Linked DNA regions of Homo sapiens: region 1 is linked to region 2. Evidence: read pairs that join two places in POLR2A ChIA-PET (ENCODE). Cell type or tissue: GM12878. All regions are shown on one strand. Links, peaks and the distances in the headings refer to the core of each region. The heading gives the core; the rest is flanking DNA.

Region 1 (10,749 bases), core at 1,628-9,627, 370 kb after region 2:
AATTTTATCTACTGCATTTGTTTTCTATATCAGTGATTCCTGCTTTTTATTATTTTTATTTTATTTTGGGCTTAATTTGTTGTTCTTTTTCTAGTTTCTTAAGGTGAAAGCTGAAGTCACTGATTTGAGATCTTTCTTTCTTTCCAATATAGGCATTTCAGGCTATACCTTCCCCTTAAAATACTGCTTTAGTGGCAGCCATCCCACAACATTTGATATGTTCCATTTTCATTTTCACTTAGTTTAAAAATCGCTTTTGGTTTCTTCTTTGATTCATGGATTATTTAGAAGTATGTTATTTAATTTCCAAATATATGGGGATTTTCCAGAAAGTTATCCATTATTGATATCTATTATAATTCCATTGTTGTCAGAAAACAAACTTTCCATGACTTGAATCTTATAACCTGAATCTTACTGAGACTTGTTTGATGGCATAGAATATGGTCTTTGTTGGCAAATGTTCCTATGCAAATGTTTTGGCTGGAGCTGTTATTGGTTGGAGTGTTCTATAAATGTCAACGAGGTGAAGTTGTTTGATAGCATTAAGTCTTCCACACTCTTACTCATTTTCTGTCTACTTTTTCTATTAGTTAATAACAAAGATATATTGAAAGCTCCAACTATAACTGTAATTTGTTTCTCCTTGCAATTTTATTAGTTTTTGCTTCAAATGTGTATGTTATAAAGTACACATTTAGGATTATAATAGTCCTCTTGATACACTGATTCCTTCATTGTTATGAAATAATTTTCTTTATTCTGGTGATGTTTCCTCTCTGAAGTCACTTTGCCTGATAAGTCCCTCCTGCTTTCTTTTGCTGGTGTTAGTGATATGGTTGCATTTATATCTATCCTTTTGCTATAGTTTTCCATTTGTCCTATTGATTCTTTTTTTCCCCTTTTTCCATTTTTCTGCCTTCTTTTGGGTTGAGTATTTTTATGATTCTATTTGTTGGCTTATTAGCTATAATTCTGAACAGTGGTCTGGGAACTCTCAATACTCACAGGGCTCCCCTCAATTGCTAACATCTCTCAGGGATTTGTTTCTTTTGTTGCCTGATGCCCAGTGTCTCCAAAGTCCCTGTTCTATATACTGTGTCTGTTTTGGTTGTTGTTTCAGGCAGAAGGGTAAATCCAGTCTCTGTTACTCTATCTTGGTTGGAAGTGAATAGTGATTTTTGAACATCTGTGTGAAGAAAACCCCACAGTTTTAGATATTTTACGTAGAAACTTAAGGAACACTGGAGAAAACCAAAGATTTTTAATGTAATGTTTTTCCTTACTTGAAGTGGTGATTGCACATTTTTTTTCCATCTCTGATAACCACAGTATTTTAAATTTCACTGTGATTTTTTAAATACAACACTACGTATTTGAGGGGAAATTTTATTCACCTAATCCCACTAATTAAGTGATTTGTATCACTGTATTTTATTTGCACAACTAGTCTCTTATTGTAGATTGTAAATGCCAGTCATTGATAGTCTTTTAAAACTTATCCTTCATTGTGAAAATCAACATATTAGGTACTTGCTACTTTTCCAGAAAACGTTGTGGCACCATCAGGAAGGACAAACACCACAAGGCAGTCCTGCACTTCTAAATTTGTGCCCATCACTCTTTACTTCACTCCACATCAGTCCGCTCATCATTCCTGCACACTCCATTCTGTTCCTCCGTTAACTGCTTGGCCTACACTCACTTCCCTCCCCTATACAAACCTGCCTGGCAATTTTCGATTCACCCTTCAAAATGTAGCTTAGAAAAATATTTACCACATTTTCAAGTTAATTATATACATTTTATTTCACTAAATATTAAGTTCTTGAGCCTGGGATAGTTCACTTCTGCCTCTTTGATGCCTAGCGTAGTGCCTGTACATTTAACAGGGTCTCAAAAAATGTTTATTTAATTGAACTGAACTCAGAAATAATTTGGGATGCACAGTGTTAGGGACTGAATGTATGTGTCTCCCCCAAATTTCCTATGTTGAAGCCCTAACCTCTAGTATCGCTGTATTTGGAATAAGGAAATAATTAAGGTTAATGAGGTCATAAGGGTGAGGCTCTGACCCAAAAGGATTAGTGTCTCCATACAAAGAGACACCACAGATCTCTCTCTCTGTGCACGTACTAAGAAGAGGCCTTGTGAACACGCAGTGAGAAGGCAGCCATCTGCAGCCCAAGGGGAGGGCCCTCACCAGACCCCACTAGACCCCACCCTACTGGCACTTTGATCTTGGACTTCCAGTTTCTACAACAGTGAGAAAATAAACTTCTGTTGTTTAAGCCACTCAGTCTATGGTATTTTGTTATGAGCCTGAGCTGACTAATATACATAGGGATGTGTTTAAGATGAGGCAGTTCCTCTCTTCCCACTAAAAAGCAAGTTAGGGCTCTTGGGTCTCCAGTAGTAAAAACTCTTCTGTTGGGAAAAACAAAAAAACAAAAAACAAAATTTTTTTTTTTTTGGCGGGGGAAGGGAAGTGGCCTTTTCTCCAGAGGGCTATGCTTGAAAGAGTATTGTCACTTCATCCTTAGCCAAGGCCACAACTCACTCCCAACTAAGATTAGACATTCCATAAGTTCTCTTACAAGCAAACTAATTATAAAAGAAAGCTCAATTCCCTAAGGACTGGGTTACTGAGGTAGTAGAGAAGTGCAAACCCTTATTCCATCACAGAGTCAGAGTTCAGAGATACTGCAGCAATACAGTATTCCCCCCTTATCCACGGGGGATACATTCTAAGACCCCCAGTGGATTCCCAAAACCATGGATAGTAGCAAACCCAATATATACTATGGTTTTTTGATCTGATAACTGAGATGGCTGCTAAGTAATGGCTGTTAAGTGACTAATGGGCAGGTCGCATATACAACAGGGATACACTACACAAAGGGATGATTCGCATTCCAGGTGGGACACGGCAAAATTTAATTACACTATGCAGCACAGTGCACAATTAAAAACTTACGAATTTTCTATTTCTGAAACTTTCCATTTAATATTTTTAGACTACATTTGATTGTGGGTAACTGAAACCCCAGAAAACAAAACGAGGATAATGGGGGACCACCGCATATATCTCAGAGGTAAGAAGAACTATTACAGGGCTTCTAAAATAACCATCATTTATGACATTATAAAATAAAGCTACAGAAGGAATGAGGAGTGCTAGAAGGAGGCTTTAGTTTTTGGAAGGGGTGGTCAGGGAAGGCTTCACTGAGGAGGTGTCATTTAAGCAAAGACCTGAAGATGCTGTGTGTGTGTGAGTTGTGCACAATCTTGAGAAAGAGTATTTCAATAAAAAGGAACAATAAATACAAGAAGGACATGTTCAAGTTGAATTACAAGTAATCTCATGAATTTCTATAAAAGACCTAAATCACATCATTTTTGTTTGCCAAGAACCATCCCCCATCCCCAAGAAAAGTTTCATCTTTCTTAAAAGAGAAAATTAAATGATTACTATTCAGCTATCATTTATAGCAACAACAGAACCTATCTGCTACAGAGCAGGAATTGGATTTGAAAAACACAATGCTGCTAAAAATTACATCTTTAAGACTTACTTGAATGTAAAATGAGAATTACTGTATTCAATAATTCTATTATATGACTGTGGAAACTTGTCTACTTATGAAAAGTAAGAACAGTCTAGACAGGTAGAAGTTGTAATGTGAGCTTCATAATATTAAAGCTGGAATGAAAAACAGTTTTTCGAATTTATTTCATCAATTACTGAAATATTGCTAGAAATAAAAGGCAGAAAGCTCACAACAACATCAGAAAGCTTAAAGTATTTATCTTTAAATTGAAAATATGCTAACTGCTAATGTATAAAAAGTAGTTGTTATTGTAGTAATAGTAGAAAAAAATAATAGCCACATGTGAGTGCTTAGCATGTGACATGTACTGTGCAAAGTATTTTGCGTGTACACATGGCCTCGTTTAATCCTGGCCTCAACCCAGAGGGGCAGGTTTCCCTGTTATTCCCAACTTGCTTGCTGAAGATTACCAGCTGGTCAGTGGCAGAACTAGAACTCAAGCCTAGGCAGCCTGACTCATAGCCTAAGCACCATATGCACAATGCTATGAAAACACCAACATTTGTCTATCAACCTCAGCAACTGTTTCTGCTTGTCCTGACCAAAATCTGACACCTTCCTGTTTAGTTTTTAAAGGATTATTACGATGTGTCACTTTCAAAACTCAGGATTTTAATTTTTCCTGTCTTTGTGATCTATTAATGAATTCCAAGTCATTATTTAATAATAATGGGATAACCACATCTTGATTTGTCCAGTCCCAGTTTACACATTTTGTCTCACTAAATAGTATCCCTTTCACTCTCTTAAAGTGACCAGGTTTGGATCATAAATTATATAATCACTCACTTAATAATCACTTTATTTTTTGCTCTGCCCACTGTCTTTTTTTATTAAACAATGAAACTTACTGAACTGCTAGCATTCTCTCTTTTAGAGGGAGTATATGTTCAAACACACTTCTAATCAGTGTTGGCTCTCAACATTTAAAGCACAACTTTTTTTCTTGTCTTTAAATGGTCCACAACTCTTTTCCAATTCTTATGTCTGATCTCATCTCCTCCCACATCCTGTCCCATTCCCTGTTGTCTTCTCCTAAATGAATCCTTTGTCTCTCTCGCCCACTATTGCCTATATCTTCTTTTATGCCACCCCCTACGCTTGGAACAAACCTATTAATCCACCAAAGGTCTGTCCTCCAAAAACTTCTTTAAAAGTCACTTTAGTCAGTAAGCCTACCTAAGATCATCCATCCACCCACCTGTCCTATTTATGGACTGAATCCATCAGGCCAACCTCTTTGAGGCTCAGATTTGAAACATTTTTTATTATTTTTACACTACTATGAGGTTCACCATCTTCACTCACACCGAAGAGAATGTGAATTCTAACAAACTTTACAATGTAAAAGTAGGGCTTTCAGGTATATCTGTATCTAGTAACCAAAAATGCACGCATAATCCAGAGGGATCTTGCTAAAAAATTATAAATCCAACCATCACTTTCAGAGGACATAGGGACAAACGCTCAGTTGTGAATATCCGATTGTCAAAAGGGAGATCATATATTCACTGCCGGTACACAATCTTCTTTTTTTTTTTTTTTTTTTTTGAGATGGAGTCTCTGTCACCCAGGCTGGAGTGCAGTGGTGCGATCTCGGCTCACTGCAAGCTCCGCTTCCTGGGTTCACGCCATTCTCCTGCCTCAGCCGTCCGAGTAGCTGGGACTATAGGCGCCTGCCACCACACCCAGCTAATTTTTTGTATGTTTAGTAGAGGCGGGGTTTCACTGTGTTAGCCAGGATAGTCTCAATCTCCTGACCTCATGATCGCCCGCCTCGGCCTCCCAAAGTGCTGGCATTACAGGTGTGAGCCACTGCGCCCGGCCGCTGCTGGTACACAGTCTAAGAAAAGTTACTCTTGCAATCTCATGGGGAAAATGGGTGAAGTGAAGATCTGGTCTTGTCCTGCTCCTAACACCTACAACTTGCCCAATTCTGAGTATCAACTCTGTGCTCATTTGTTCACATTGACAGTAAGGACAGTAATAAATAAACAAAATAGCACACATGGAAAGCTGTCACTTTTGGGCCAAACACTATACATTTAGTGAGCTAGTATAATGAGCTAAGGCATTAGAAATCCCATTAACATATTTTTCAGCAGAATTGTACATTAAACAAGACAATTAATTCTAGGTAACACTGATTTTTGAACATCACAGTTTAAGACAAATACAAGGAATTAAAATTCAAAGCTGAAATAGGACATCAGAAAGATATTTTTAATGGGATGATAATATATCTAAAAATAACAGAATGAGAATGAAACTCTCCCCAAATATTTGAGTAACAAATATTAATAGGCCAGAAAATAACTATTGTATTTATATAAATATAGACCACCAGAAGAAATGTCATTTGGTTATGTAAGAGGGAAAAATTCACTTTTCTAAATGTACAAAATCAGAGACTATCACCTACAGAACCATGTTAGGAAAAATAACATGATAATACATATGGCTTCTTTATGCTAAAAAACACAATAGGTATTGAGAAAGTGAGTTCTGTGGTTTTGATTATGGAGAGAGATATCAAACTTCCACACGTTATAAATCAATAAGGCCACCTCATCCTCTGAAAAAAACAACTTATTGATTCTTTTTCATTCTTGAAGTTAAAAAGCACTACTCAAATAAGGATATACATTCCCCAATACGTAAAAAGCAGTGATTTAAGTTGTGTGCCAACAAACTGAAATCCAAGAATACAAATATCCCAGAGCTGAGTTAACTATAAAGCAATCATTTTAAGCGTTCATTTGGCTGTTTGGGGGGTAGCATTATCACTATGGCAGAACAAAACCACCACCAGTTTGACTGTGGAGAAGGCATTTCAAATTAACACAAACTGACTTGGTTTCATTTAAAGAAAAGATTCATATGAGGTGGGAAGTAGAAGTACTTCATCCAGGGGGTCCTGGTTCTGTCCATTTTGTTTTATGAGGCCCATCACAGCTAGACAATGTAGCACAGAAGGAGCATATTCTTAATATACCTTGTCAGGGGCAGTCTGTGACACACAGACAATGGAAAAGGAAAATGGGCCTCTAAGATCTGGCTGTTCATAAATGAAAAGTTCCTCTTAAGAATATGGGTACACATGGAATACTATGCAGCCATGAAAAATGATGAGTTCATGTCCTTTGTAGGGACATGGATGAAGCTGGAAACCATCATTCTCAGCAAACTATCGCAAGGACAAAAAACCAAACATCGCGTGTCCTCACTCATAGGTGGGAATTGAACAATGAGAACACATGGACACAGGAAGGGGAACATCACACACTGGGGCCTGTTGTGGCGTGGGGGGAAGGGGGAGGGATAGCATTTGGAGATATACCTAATGTTAAATGACGAGTTACTGGGTGCAGCACACCAATGTGGCACATGTATACGTATGTAACTAACCTGCACATTGTGCACATGTACCCTAAAACTTAAAGTATAATAATAAAAAAAAGAATATGGGTACAAAGACAACTGCACTTGCATGTTTATCACAGCACTATTTATAATAGCAAAGGCATGGAATCAACCTAGACGCTCATCAATGGTGGAGTGGATGAAGAAAATGTGGTACACATACACCATGAAATACTAAGCAGCCATAAACAAGAACAAAATCATGTATTTTGCAGTGATTCCTAGGTGAATTAACACAGAAAAAAAACTAGATATCACATATTCTCATTTATAAGTGGGAGCCAAACACTGGGTACACATGGACATAAAGATGGGAATAACAGAAACTGAGGACTCCAAAAGTGGGGACAGAGGAAGGGGACAAGGGCTGAAAAACTTCCTATCAGGTACTACTATGTTCACTATATGGGTGACGGGATCAACAGAAGTCCAAACCTCAGCATCATGCAATATATCCTTGTAACAAACCTGAATGTATTCCCTGAATCGAAAATTTTTTTAAAAGGGGTTGAGGTGGGGAAAAGAATATGAGTTCAACTGCTTCTTCTTTTCCAGGGCAAAAGAACTTTGCTTTCATAGTTCTGGCCAAACTTCTAAATGGCATATGGAGCACTGGGAAGCATTAGATAATATGCTGTTATCATATTTTATCTCCAGAGTAGTTAAAAAAACAAGTAATCTACATTTACTATCTGCCAAACAATGACCCAAGCCCAGAAATGACCAAATAACAAGCATGTGGGCAAAAAAGTAACAGAAAAATAAATCCAAATAACCCAAAAGTCACAGGCATAAGTGAGTTACATTTACACTTTGTAACCAGTGCCTCTTAGTTTATACCATGATTCCAGCTCAAATGGATCATCTTTCTGTAGAACCACAAATTATTACTGTATATAGAGTCAATGCACAGGTTATTAATATCAGTAATAAAGCCACAGGGAAAAGGAGAGACTAGAAAACTAGATGGTGAGGGTGAAATAAAATTTCTCTAAACAACCATGATAACAGGAAATACCACAAACTCTTGCAATAGTCACATCAACTGTTACATAAAATTTGGCAGTCTGCATACCTCTTGCATTTGCTGCTTAGTGCCAGGCACCAAAATTAAATGACAGTGATTCTTCAAAAGGAATATTAAAAAACTAATGAAAACAAAAGCTCTTTTCCTTCCGTTAAACTAGACAATCACAACACTGTTTCAATAGCTGCCTGCTACAGTACTATAGTGTTATGCAAGACAAGAAAACAGCAAGATAATCACAGAACAGATAACTGTCCATTGTGTTTTACTGACCAGTATTTAAACCATAATGATGCTCTCTGACTTGACCATTTAGGGATAGTAAGAAAAATTCAGAGGCTATTGTACAATCAGCTAAACTGTGAAAAGTATTTCCCAAACACACTTTTCTAACTGAACACACAGAAATAAATTTTCCTGCAGCTTTTTATTCACTGATACTACATTGGTTTTTCTTTTACTTTTAACATTTTACAGAAAAGACTGAAATATCATTGTATATGGTTACATTGCTATCTTTAAAAGTGATTTTGGAGGTTTAGGACTGAAGGATATCACATGAAACTTAATGAAACCACCCTAACCAGACATACATTGCTCTCTCTGCCCAGACTCTCAATGCCACAACCATTGCATGCTAGGATGCAGAGACAATACATTGAATTCTTAAGACTTCTACTGTTATAATTAATAGGGTCTTGAACTTCCTATTGGCATATAGTATGTGCTACCTGAAAATAAATGCACATATGAAAATAATGGTATCAACATGAGATACAAGAACGAACTTAAAAGTGAACATTTTTAAGTCTCTGTATAAATGTTACCTGTATAAAAGTGTACATACAGTGCCTTGAACAACACAGGGTTGAACTGTGCAGATCCACTTATACATGCATTTTCTTCCACGTCTGCCACCCCTGAGACAGCAGACCACCTCCCCCTACTCGTCCTCCCTCCTCGGCCTATTCAGTGTGAAGACAGGGAAGACCTTTATGATGATCCATTTCTACGTAATAAATAGTGATTTTCTTAATAGCATTTTCTTTTCCCAGCTTACTTTATAGTAGAAATACAGTATATAAAACATAAAACATACAAAATATATGTTAATCAACTGTATATTTTTTAGGTAAGGCTTCTGGTCAACAGTAGGCTATTAGTAGTTAAGTTTTGGGGAAGTTCAAAGTCATATGCAAAGTTATTTGTCAAAGTTCTATTGTGATTGTGCTGGGGGGAGTGCAGGGGGGTTTGGGGGTTGGCATCTTGCCCCACATCGTTCAAGGGTCGACTATATTTTGATAGTAACTATACTTCAGAATCCCCAGAAAAGCTTCTGCTTGTTTACTTAAAGTTAGCAGAATAATAAATACAATTGTTAGTAACTAAACAGAAGAATGACAAGGAAGCTATGAGACTATTAATCACCATTGTAAATTATACTCAGTTGGTAATTACTCTTAATTTTTCCTCTTCCAGTACTAAGTAAAACCTAAAACTTAACCTTTTGGGTTACCTTGAAAATCTGCCTATAAATGCTTACTTTGTGAAATCTAGTTGAAAATACCCTATATCCACTATTACTTTGAGAAGAAAAAAAAATCAAACCTGTATAAAAAATCAAAACCGAACTTAGATATTTTGGATACAACACCATGAAATTTTTATAAGGATTAGTAGCTTTGGAAAACAAGGACATTATTATATATTTAGAGAACAGAGACCAGACTAAATGGAAAATAAAGAATTTAAATGACCAAGAAAAATGGTTTTGAGTTTCTTCTGTTTCTACAGTTTACACATCAATTTTAAATTTTAGCCAGTTTTATAAATTATCTCCTAGTGAAATTGTGAGTAGGTAAAGAACAGAAGTTCAATAATTTAGACACAAATATAATTTAGAATGTATAGACATCAAATAATATTAAATTTGTAATGGCTCTACGATGAGTCAAAATGATTTCAAGGGCAAAGCTAATGAAATCATACTATTATTAAAAGGATTATTAAGAGGCAAAGAATAAGGTCAAAAGTGTGGCTTTGGGGGCCAGAATGTTTGGATTGCAATACTGCTTTAATAGCTTTCTAAACAAGTCATTCATTCACTCATTTTGGAGACGGGGTCTCACTATGTCACCCAGGCTGGAGTGTAATAGTGCAATCATAGCTCACTGCAGCCTCAAACACCTGGGCTCAAGCGATCCTCCTGCCTCAGCCTCCTGGGACTATACATATGTGCCACCATGCCTGGCTAATTTTTTTTTTTTTTTTTTTTTTTTTTTGAGACAGAGTCTTGCCTAAGCTGGTCTTGAACTCCTGGCCTCAAGCGATCCTTCCACCCAGAGTGCTGGGATTACAGGCATGGGCCACTGCACCTAGCCTCTAGCAAGTCATTTAATCACTCTGTACATCAGTTTCCTTATCCATAAAATGGGAATAATAATATCTCATAGAGTTGTTTTGAGGATTTAAATAAAAATATTTAATAACTATAAATATCATTGTCCAGACACAATGTCATTTAGCTTTTCTCCTATGTTTTCTTCCAGTAGTTTAACAGTTTCAGGTCTTATGCTGAAGATGTTAATCCAATTTGATTTGATTTTGTAGGTGGTGTGAGGTAAGGGTTCGATTTCCCTCTTTTGCATATGGATATCCAATTTTCCAAACACCATTTATTGAAGACAC
Region 2 (10,749 bases), core at 1,191-9,190:
TGATTTGTGGTCCTCAAGGGATCATGTGATAAACCTTTGTGGATGCCAAATTTGTTTCTAGGCTATCTGATCTAGCTCTCCATTCGGATGTCAGCTCTACAGCCTCTTAATGAATAAAGCTTTATTAAGGATAAGTTAAGAGTAGTGTAACTCTTTCCAATGTTGTTTTGTTTTTAGTTATTTCCCTTGCTATTCTTTCAAATTACTTTTAGGATTATTTTTTCAAGTCTTCATTTCCTTTTCTCCCAAAAAAGTTCACATTGGGATATGGAGTACAGATTGATATTAAACCTGTGAATTATTTCAAAGAGAATTACCATCTTCACAATGCTGTCTTCTCAATAAGGAATTGTGTGTGTTTCTTCGCTAGTTGAAGACGTTCTCTTAAATCTTTCAGTTTTGTTAGGCAATTTTCTTTATAGAATTCTTGCATATTTCTTAATAATGTCACTTAAGTATTTTATTGCTTTATTAAATGAGCTTTGTACATTAAAATCTCACTAGTTAATTCTGTCATAAAAGAAAGCTGTTGATTTTGTGTATTAATTTTGTATCTAAATATTCTTATTAATTAGTCACTGAACTCTCTTGTTAATGATACTCTTTATTAAAGGCTTCTCTCAGATTTTCCATATATTTAATCAAATCATTTTATCTCTTCCATTCTAAGGGTCATAGGTGTTGCTGCCGTTTTTTAATCAAGCCTATTGAAGTAATACATTACATTTATAGATTTCCTGATACTAAGTCATCCATGCCTTCCTGATAAAAATCTACTTGGTTATAATGGATCTGTTTGTTAGTATTTCACTTGGGATTTTATATCTATTCACATTAGCAAGATTAACTTGTAGACTTCCTTATTTGTAACTTACTATCATGAGATTTTGTTTATAGGGAACTGGTTGGAAAGCGTCTCTTTTTCTATGTTCTGAGTCAGTTTGCAAAGGAAAGCAGTTACCTAATTTTTTGGAAGTTTGAATGAACTTACCTATAAAAATTGTAAGTTTAGAGATTTCCTTATAAAGGTAATTCTTTCATAACTTTCATTTTAGCTTATGAATTTTTAGTTTATTCTGGCTCATTTCTTTTTTAGCAAATGTTGATTTTTTTAATGAATCACCTATTTCATCATTTTTTCAAAATTATCAACATAGAGTTATAAATAATTTTATTATACTTTTTTTCTATATCATATCTGTTTTCATATCTAATTTTATTTCTGTTTCTTCTTTCTTGATTTTATATGTGATTTCCTTTCTCTATTTCCTAAGTAATTAATTTGGGGGTTTTATCTGTATTATGTCCTTATATTTCCTTAGCTATTGTTGGTTTTCTAATTGTTTTAGTTAAATGTTTAGATCAACATTGTCTGGTAGAAGTATAATGTGATCTACATATGTAATTTTAAATTTAATAATATGTGTTATAAAATTTCATAGGTAGGTAATATTTTTAAAATATGAGACATTTTACATTCTAGTTTTTATACTAAGCCTTTGAAAAGTAATATCTGTTTTACGCTTACAGCCCATATCAGTCGGGATAGCCACACTTCAAGGGCTCAATATATTGTCACATGTGGATAGTGGCTACCATATTGGATAACATTGGTTTAGATGATATATTTTCTTCCATTATTTAGTGGCCAAAATAGTTAAGACTATAAATTGACCTTTCATTATAGTTTTGACCACATCCCACAAGTTTTTATAGTTATTTCCTAGATAATCTAATACAGGTATTGTATATTTGAGTATGTCTTTATTTCATTTTTCTTTAGAAGAATACCTTTTAAGTATTCAAGCAATTGGCTATTTTTTAATTGTTGTTAATTCATAGTCCCAGTATGTAACCTGTACAATTTCTATGTTTTGAAATTTATACTGAGATCACAGCTTACTATGAAGCTTGTTTCAATTTAATCTTATTAACTATATTATTTAAATCACCTAAGTCATTTGTTTTTTATTCATTTAATCGGCCATAGAATGTTAGTGGTTTTATTTCCTGATATAATTCTTCCTTTCTGGTTTTTTTCCTATGTTTCTTTTTTTTTTCTTATGTTTCAATAGCTTCAGGTATATTCAAATCTATACTATAAAGTCTATAACATTTTGTGTTATCTCTTTATTATGGATTGTATTTTTATATATAAAACCTTATAATTTTATTTAATAATTGTTATCTTAAAAATACTTCCCTTTTACTACTACTTTATTTTCATTTGCTCACTCTTGTTTTTACCCATCCATTTATTTTTTTATATCCTGTTTTCAGTTCTGCTAGTGGTTACTAGTGTTTACTTTTAGCATTTTAAAGGCATACTTTCATTTTTTTTCTCTGATTCCCAAGCTTAAGAAAGATGCAATAACCTGTGAATCCTTATGGCCTAAATTAGGAAATGTTGTGTGCTTTACAGACTTCTATCCCCTTCCCACCAGTATTTACTAATCTCTAGTAATTTAATCTTGGATTATTAAGTCACTACTACTATAAAATTCTTATTTAAATTACATTTTAAAATTAAATATCTTCTCTTCCAAGGATTATTTCTGGCTTTTGATTCCATTGTATAACCAAAATTATAATGACTTATTTTAACTTAACTTAATAAGTCTACCTGGTTGTAGTTTCAGTTTTCCCTTCTGTTTCTTCTATACCATGGTTTCCTCAGAGTTAAATCATAAATTTTGTTGGCCATAACATGCATTCGGAAAGTTCTTTTTATTTTTTATTATTTTTAATTGTAGTTTTAAAATAACATAAAATATACTATTTCAAGCATTTCTAAGTGTACAGTTCAATAGTGTAGAGTCACATTCTCATGCAACCAGTCTCTAAAACTTCTTCATCTTGCAAGACTGAAACTCTCTACCTATTAACCCCCCATGTCCCCTGCTCCCCAGCTCCTTGTAACCACCATTCTACTGTCGTTTCTGTTTATGGGTTTGGCTACTTTAGATACCTGCATAAGTGAAATCATGCAGTATTGTCTTTTTGTGACTGGCTTATTTCACTTTGCATAATGTGCTGAGGGTTCATTCACGTTGCAGCATGTGTCAGAATTTCTTTCTGTTTTTAAGGCTGAATAGTATTCCACTGTATGTATATATCACGTATTGTTGATCCATTCATCTGTGGGTGGATGCCTGGGTTGCTCCCACCTCTTGTCAGTAATGCTACATACTGACATCTCTTTGAAATCCTGATTTCATTTCCTTTGGATATATACCCAGAAGTGGAATTGCTGGATCATATAGTAATTCTGTTTTTGATTTTTCGAAGAATCACCATACTATTTTGTTTTTTGAGATGGAGTCTCACTCTGTCCCCCAGGCTGGGGTGCAGTGGCATGATCTCAGCTCACTGCCACCTCCGCCTCCCGGGATCAAGCAGTTCTCCTGCCTCAGCCTCCCGAGTAGCTTGGATTACAGGCACCCACCACCACACCTGGCTAATTTTTTATATTTTTAGTAGAGGCGGGGTTTCACCATGTTGCTCGGGCTGGTCTCGAACTCCTGACCTCAAGCGATCGACCTGCCTTGGCCTCCCAAAGTGCTGGGATTATAGGTGTGAGCCACCGCGCCCAGCTGGCCATACTATTTTTCATAGCAACTGCAGCATTGAATTTTTTAAGATAAACATGTAGGAGTGATTTGTTTTAGAACTTGCTTATGTAAGATCTTTCTCTCGCTTTCACTCATAGGCAGGTTTGTTCTTTTCCCTTCAAACTCATGAAGACGTTGCCTTCATGTCTCTGAATTTTTAACCTCAAATAAAGAAGTATAAGGCCAACCAGATTTTTCTTCCTTTGTAAGAAGACTGTCTTTTGTTCCTTCGTAGCTGTTTTTAAATTTTTCTTTTTCTGCGAAACTAAAAAAGAAAATTCAGCGGGGGCAACGTAGACCTTGTCTCTACAAAAAAATTTAAAAGTTAGCCAGGCATAGTGTTATATGCCTGTAGTCCCAGCTACTCAGGAAGCTGAGGTGGAAGGATCACTTGAGCCTAAGAGGTCGAGGCTGCAGTGAGCCTTAATCGCACCACTGCACTGCAGCCTGGGCAACAAAGCGAGACCCTGTCTCAAAAAAAAAAAAAAAAATGAAAAAAGAAAAGAAAATTATTCCGCTAAGTAAAACTGGGGCAGGGCAAGGGACTTCCGGAACACTGTGAACACTTTTTACCCAAAGAGTCAACTCATTTTTATTATTATTTATTTTCAGTGAGAAAGTTTATTTCTCTGCTCTCTTTGTTCTGTGTATTCTGGTATGCTTTTTGAAAACTTCTCTAATTCACAGACTAGATGTCCACTCTCTATCTTCTCTATCGTTTTTCTTTTTGTTTCTAGTCTATTTATCTTTGTATTCAGCTTTCTGGTCTATTTATCTATTCTGCTCTCTAGGTGGTTTCCAAGTTTATCTTCTGCATTACTTTTTCTGCATTATCCATTCTATCCTTTACTGCCTCCAATTCATTTTGATTTTGCTGTTGGATTTCTAGTTTCCATTGGCTCTCTCCTAATCCCAGTTCCTGTCTCACACTTCATTTCAGCCTGAGAGTTGCTTAGCTAATCACAATCCCTTCCTTCGAATGCCTATTCACACATCATAGAATCTATATTGTCATTCTCCTTACATACAAGCCCACATGTTTTGCACTTGAGTTTTTCATTTTATTTATATCTGGTTGATTGTCATTAATATGTTCAGAGTTACACATTTCCATTAAGTTTTCACGACACTGCTCCTTTATTCTGCCAGGCAGGATTTTTGTGTAGATGCCATATTGCTCTGCGCCTCCCTCAATCCTGAATGAGATCACCCCTGTCTGGTCTTTTGTGTTTGCTGTGCGCATCAGCCTTGGACTAGCTTGGTGTCTGCTTAGGCAGAGTCTCCCTCTCAGACCTAAAGCTGGAGGGTGGCTTCATGAGCTCATCTCAAATCCAATTTCCAATATTTAGCAGGCATTCAATCTCCTAGTAACCTTTGCTAGCCCAAAACAGAATGCTCTCTTGATGCCATGGATGATCAGGAAGAAACTGAGTCAAGAGCTAGTTCTTTGATCAGATGCAATCTATTTTTTAAAACTTCAGTTCCTTGTACACACTGCCTCCAAGTTTTTTCCTGCCCCAGAGGGCTTTGCCTGAGAGCACCATCCCTTAAAGGACACAGCATTTCACCCAGTCTCCTCCTGCCCCTGCACTGCCCCGAATCTCCAAGGCCTGGAATAAGGGTGGTGCAGATGGGAGCTGCCTTAATACACAGGCACAGGGCTTTGCTAGTACTGACAGATACTGTCTACCAGCCAGAGACAGATAGAGGAAGGGGCTGAAGCCTCAAGCTACCCCCTGTCTTTGGTCTTCTGGGTCCCCTGGGCAACCAGAATTTGTTGGTGACAGCACTTTAGTTAATGATGTCACCTCCTGAGTCTGGGAGGAGTCTGCTGGGGAACTGTTATCTTCCTTCTCAGTGTTGCTGTGGGACTTTGTTCTTTGATGTGTGCCTTCATGGGTATTTTTAGGGAATATAAGGAAATGACAAGCTGGGGGTTGATAGAGGGGCACCATTTTAACACCCGAGTTAGCACTTGATAAAGGCCTAGAGTTGTGGTTCAGAGCCATGGTTGCACGTTAGAATCAGCTGGGGAGCTGCCAAAAATTACCAGTGTCTGAGCCCCACCCTGACCAGTTACACAAGACTTTCCGGGGTGGGGTCCCAACATCAGCAGCCTCAGAGTTCCTCCAGGTGACTCCAATGTACAACCAGGGCAAGAGCGTTTAACCCAGAGCAGAGAAGGGGCTTAATTTTTCATTCAAGTTCTAGTACTGTGTGGCCTTAGTCATGTCTTTTAATATCTTTGTGCCTTAGTTGTCCCCATTTTAAAATGAGAATGGTAATGCCCACTCTTGCTCAGATCACATAAGAATATTGTGGGATAAACAAAGGTTCATGAGAATGAAACCACCAAAAGATGTGTGACTTCAAGCCCAGTAGTGCAGGGTCCTTGGCAGGCCCTGGGGTGGCAGGCAATGTAATTCATTCATTCACAAAGACCCTGAACAGCTAGGACCCCCTGTGAACACTGCCTGCTCCAGGCTCTGGACTAGGGAGAAGAGACAAAGCTGTCAAAGATGCTGGGCACGCACTACTTGCGGGGTCCCTGGAGTCTCTTGTGGTCCCTTTTCACCCTGGGTGAAAGATAAACAGCAGAACTCTACAATCATACCCAGGTGGACAATTCAGTGAGAAAGGAGTGGGGAGGCAGGAGGCCTGAGGGGTCAATATGAGGCCCATGAGGTCTGCAGGCATGGCTGCACTTACAAGGGACCGTGTGGACAAATGGCTTCGTGGAAAGTACAGACTTGGAGAGTGACTAAGCGTGGGCTCTGATGCACTACTTTCCAATTTAAAAACACCATAAGAGCTGCTCTTGCCACAAAAACAAACAAAACAAAAATGGGTAACTGTGAGATGATGGATATGTTGTTTGCTTCACTATAGTAACCTTTTTACTGCCTATATGTATCCCATTGCATCATGTTGTATACCTTAAATATACACAAAAACATTTTTTGAAAAATAAAAAACACCATAAGGAGAAAAAATGTTTGGTCTCCAGAGCAGGCTGACGTCAGTTTGAATCCCAGCCCTGCCACTGGCTCATAGTCATGGGCAAGTTACACAACTTCTCTATCCTCAGATTCTCCATCTATAAAATGGGGCAGTAATAGGACCTGCCTTATAGGACCATTGTGATAACTATGTAAAATACCACAATTAATATCCTTGGCTCAGTGTCTGGCTCACAAATAGCAGCTGCTGCTGTTACTGTTTTACATATAAATATAGATATCAAAATAGTTATAGATACACACACAAGTATATACTTTTTTGTAACTGATGAAACTCAGGTCATTATAAGCTGTGGCCTAGGCTCATCCAAAGCTGGCACTGCAGGGCTTCTCAGCCAGCCCCTGACCTGCCACCTGAGGAGACCAAGGCCCACCCTCTAGATTGCACCTTCATCACTCACAAGGGACAGATGTTAACCAAGTCATCTCTGAGGGCCTTCCATCTCTGGAGATGCTGAGATTCTGGTGCCAAGGATGCTTGGCTGAAGTCAGCAGTGGTGTGGGGGACTGGGCTGTGGGAATGCTCTGAGTCACATTCTACAACCTGTCTTCCCATGTTCTATTTTGGTGGTGACACAGTCACCCAGACCAAGAATCTTGGCGTCATCTTGGAGTCTCCCCTTTCCATCAACCCTTACAACCCACCACTTAGCAAGTACTATTGACCTTCACAATGTCTCTTGTGTCACTCCTGTATTGGTCAGCTATTGAGGCTGAACAAACAACCATAAAAATCTCAGTGGCACGCAGCAGTAAGCGTGCATGTAGATGGTGTGTGTGCAGGTTGGTTGGGGGTCACCTGACCTAGGCTAGACTTAGGTGAGGCCCTGTCGCATATGTTGCCCACCTTCTCCCTGGGACCATCAGGCTAGCCCAGAGAGAGTCTTCTTAGGATGACAGAAGAAACATGAAAGTCAACATAAATATTTAACGCCTCACATCAGAATTGGCACACCATCACTCCTGCCTCATTCTATTGGCCAAAGCAAGACATATGGCCAAAACCAAAGACAAGAGGTAGGGGAAATATCTTTCTGAATATTATTTAAGCTACCCCAGATTCTTATCTTTCAGCTCTCAGAGCGCTGAGGTTTTAATTTCATCCTGCCTGGATGCTTGCAGTGGCCTCCTGTGTGGTCTCCACACCTTAGCTATATTAACCTTTCTGTTGAGCACTGGTATGACTGTGGTATTTCATGGCCCCATCCCCAAAACCTTCCCTAGCGACCATCCCATGGAACCCAGCTCCTTGGTTTTTTATACTTTCTTCTCTTGTATCACAGTGATGAATGAATATGTCTTATCTTAGCTCCTAGTGCAGAGCCTGTCACACAATGGGGCAATAATATTTTTAAGGAGGATGAATGAATGAATGAACGAATGAATGCCTAGGCCCCTCGAGGGACGGGCTGTAGCTGTGTAGCCCAGTGCTGGGGCGCTAGCCCACATGGTCCTCTGTTGCCACTGCTGATGATGTGTGGGTGGGCAGTGTTCTGGTTACCCCCAGTCCACCACGCAGAGGGCATGACTTGGGGGTTAGCAAAGGGAGACGGTTTAGCCACAGGGAGTTAAGTGGAAAAGTGCTGAGTCTGGGGAGGGTGTCACCTCCCGTTCTACCTCATCCTCCCACATCAGCATTGCTGTCAGTGAAGGAGGATGACCAGCAGGTCTGGGCAATGCCTAGAGGCAAGGAAGCTGTGTCCCCAACCTGGGGACACCTGAAGAAGAGGTGTTATGGCCCCAGGTCAGGGTGGTCCCAGCCACAGAGAGTGCAATCACGCACCCCCATCCTCATTTAAAACATGGGGTTTGCCTGCTGCCCAGGAGCAGCCCCAAGACAACAGATGCTCTGCACAGCAGGGTGGCACCCAGGCCCCTCCCCAGCCCCGGGAGGCTGACGCGGTCTCTCATGCCTCCACAGAAGGACTTCACGGTGCGCGAGGAGCTGCAGCAGCAGGACGTGGAGCGCTGGCTGGGCTTCATCACCTTCCTGTGCGAGGTCTTCGGCACCATGCGCAGCAGCACAGGCGAGCCCTTCCGTGTGCTCGTGTGCCCCATCTACACCTGCCTCAGGGAGGTAAGAGACCTGCCGCCTGTGCCCCCTGCACAGCCAGACAGCACCAGGTCTGGAATGCGTCTCAGATAACTGGGACAAAGCTGTGAGGGTAGGCTCACTTAGAAAGGGACCCATCCGGGCCAGGCACGGTGGCTCACACCTGTAATCCCAGCACTTTGGGAGGCCAAGGCAGGTGGATCACCTGAGGTAAGGAGATCGAGACCATCCTGGCAAACACGATGAAACCCCATCTCTACTAAAAATGCAAAAATTAACCAGGCGTGGTGGTGGGTGCCTGTAATCCCAGCTACTCGGGAGGCTGAGGCAGGAGAATTGCTTGAACCTGGGAGGTGGAGACTGCAGTGAGCCGAGATCGCACACTGCACTCCAGCCTGGGCGACAGAGCGAGACTCGGTCTCCAAAAAAAAAAAAAGGGGGCCCATCCTTCAGCAAAGAGATGTGCAACAGCAGTCACTTCTGCTCCCCAAAGCCAGGTCTTTCTTCGTTGGGTTTATATAAAGGGAACCAGCACCCCCTTCCCCCGTGGGGTGTTGTGAACTGAGGCTCCAGTCATTCCCAATCGGGAGCACTGGCTGCAGAGGGGAGGCCTATGGTAAGTGTTGTCTCAATGAGCGATCTTGGAATTGGATTGGACTGGTTTGCCACTGGATTATTTATTCTATGAAAACATATTTTCTTCTAAATTTCATCTGAAAAAGAAAGAAACAAGAATGACCAAGGAACTTTTGAGAAGCAGGAATTTAGCAGGTGGTTGCACTGCCAGATATTATAACTCACTTTCTACACCCCTCTGGCTGCTGTCAGGGGAGAGAATTGAAAGGGGGCAAAGTGGAAGCTGGAAGCCGAGTGGGGCTGCTTAGGCTGCGCAGCAAGAGGTTGGTGGCTTGGAAGACAGCCTCGGAGTGAGGGCGAAGAGCACGTTTAGGCTCTAGTTGAATTTCTGAGTTAGAGCCAGCAGGACTCGGTAATGTGAGTTGGAGGGAAGGGAGGAGGGGACATGGGCTCCCCGTTTACCAGCCTGGTGGCCCCATTTTCTGAGATGGAGGATACTGGATGAGAAATAGAATGGGGATGAAAAGCAAGAGTCAGTTATGTTTGAGTCGCCTGTTAGCTGTCCCTAGGGAACTGCCCGGAGGTTGGCCGGGTGGAAGGGTCTAGAGATCCTGAAGAGGTCACGCATGGAGGTAGGGGATAGAGGGTTCTGGGAAGTATCGATATGCACCTGGTGCTCAAAGCTGGGGACCAAATGGAACCACGCAGGAAGAGAGTATAGATGGAGAGGGAGAGGAAGGGGGCGTGTAAGAACCCTCACAGCAGCCCTTCACTGGGACCTGGACGCCTCCCCCATGTTGTACCCTCCCACCACCGGCAGGCCTCTGCAGGGGCTACCAGGACACAAGGAGGAACAGCCTCCTGAGAATCAAAGGACCAGGACAGAAAAGTGTCCTGGGTTTGGCAACAAGCAGGTCACGGGCCCTGGGTGTCAGCGGAGGTGAGGACAGGAGTGTGGACACGTCTTTCGAGAAGTTTTTCTGTGAATGGCAGCAGGGAAGGAGAGCTGTGGGGTCAAGGGGCATCTTTATGGTTTTGAAAGAAAGACAATAATAGAGCAATTTAAGAGAAGGGAGGGAGTGTATTTATGAGTGTTTTTGAAGCATCCGTTTATAGAACAATAGCATGCTCATTCCAGACAAGCACAGAGCACACAGTTCTCTCTCGGGTGTTTTGTAAACCCATGAGCCTCTGCCACTCCATGTACCCAAACCACATTTCTTAACAAATGCACTTGAAATCAGATTTGTTTCGCAGATTCAGACAATGGCCTCTCCTGACTTTGTTTCACTCTCAAAGTGCCTTGAGCTCAGAATGCAGCTCCAGGAGGGCTGGCAGCTCTGCTTTTTGCACCCTTTGGAATGACATGGAGGCTAGGAGCGGGCCTGCGTGGCCTCTTGGGTCCTCCCATCCTTGCCTGCATTGCCCTGTGCCCTGGACAACCCACCTCGAGACAGGGAGCAGCACTGTTCTAGGGCAGTGACCTGAA

Evidence for each region. Peaks named below come from ENCODE experiments on the same cell type or tissue, not always from the same donor. Only the 100,000 strongest peaks of a DNase experiment are listed, where the experiment ranks them.
Region 1: POLR2A ChIA-PET joins it to region 2 with 6 read pairs; 3 of 35 experiments call an interaction of 5 or more read pairs at or near these places.

The regions. Positions count from the first base shown.
Region 1 is chr18:49,181,780-49,192,528 of GRCh38, forward strand. The region is part of intron 14 of DYM (dymeclin); the gene reads right to left. Among named protein-coding and RNA genes, the nearest start is that of MIR4744, 140 kb to the left of the region's middle. RefSeq lists enhancers at 4,878-5,379, 5,380-5,879. In GM12878, for the core only: no CTCF peak of the experiment used is centred there; no DNase peak of the experiment used is centred there.
Region 2 is chr18:48,808,669-48,819,417 of GRCh38, forward strand. It overlaps CTIF (cap binding complex dependent translation initiation factor), which reads left to right. Exons shown (of 12, transcript NM_014772.3): 10 at 8,553-8,708. It overlaps CTIF-AS1 (CTIF antisense RNA 1), which reads right to left. Exons shown (of 3, transcript XR_935449.3): 3 at 9,332-10,749. Among named protein-coding and RNA genes, the nearest start is that of CTIF-AS1, 28 kb to the right of the region's middle. RefSeq lists enhancers at 2,820-2,869, 5,504-5,663. In GM12878, for the core only: no CTCF peak of the experiment used is centred there; no DNase peak of the experiment used is centred there; H3K4me3 peaks cover 570 bases; H3K27ac peaks cover 4,059 bases.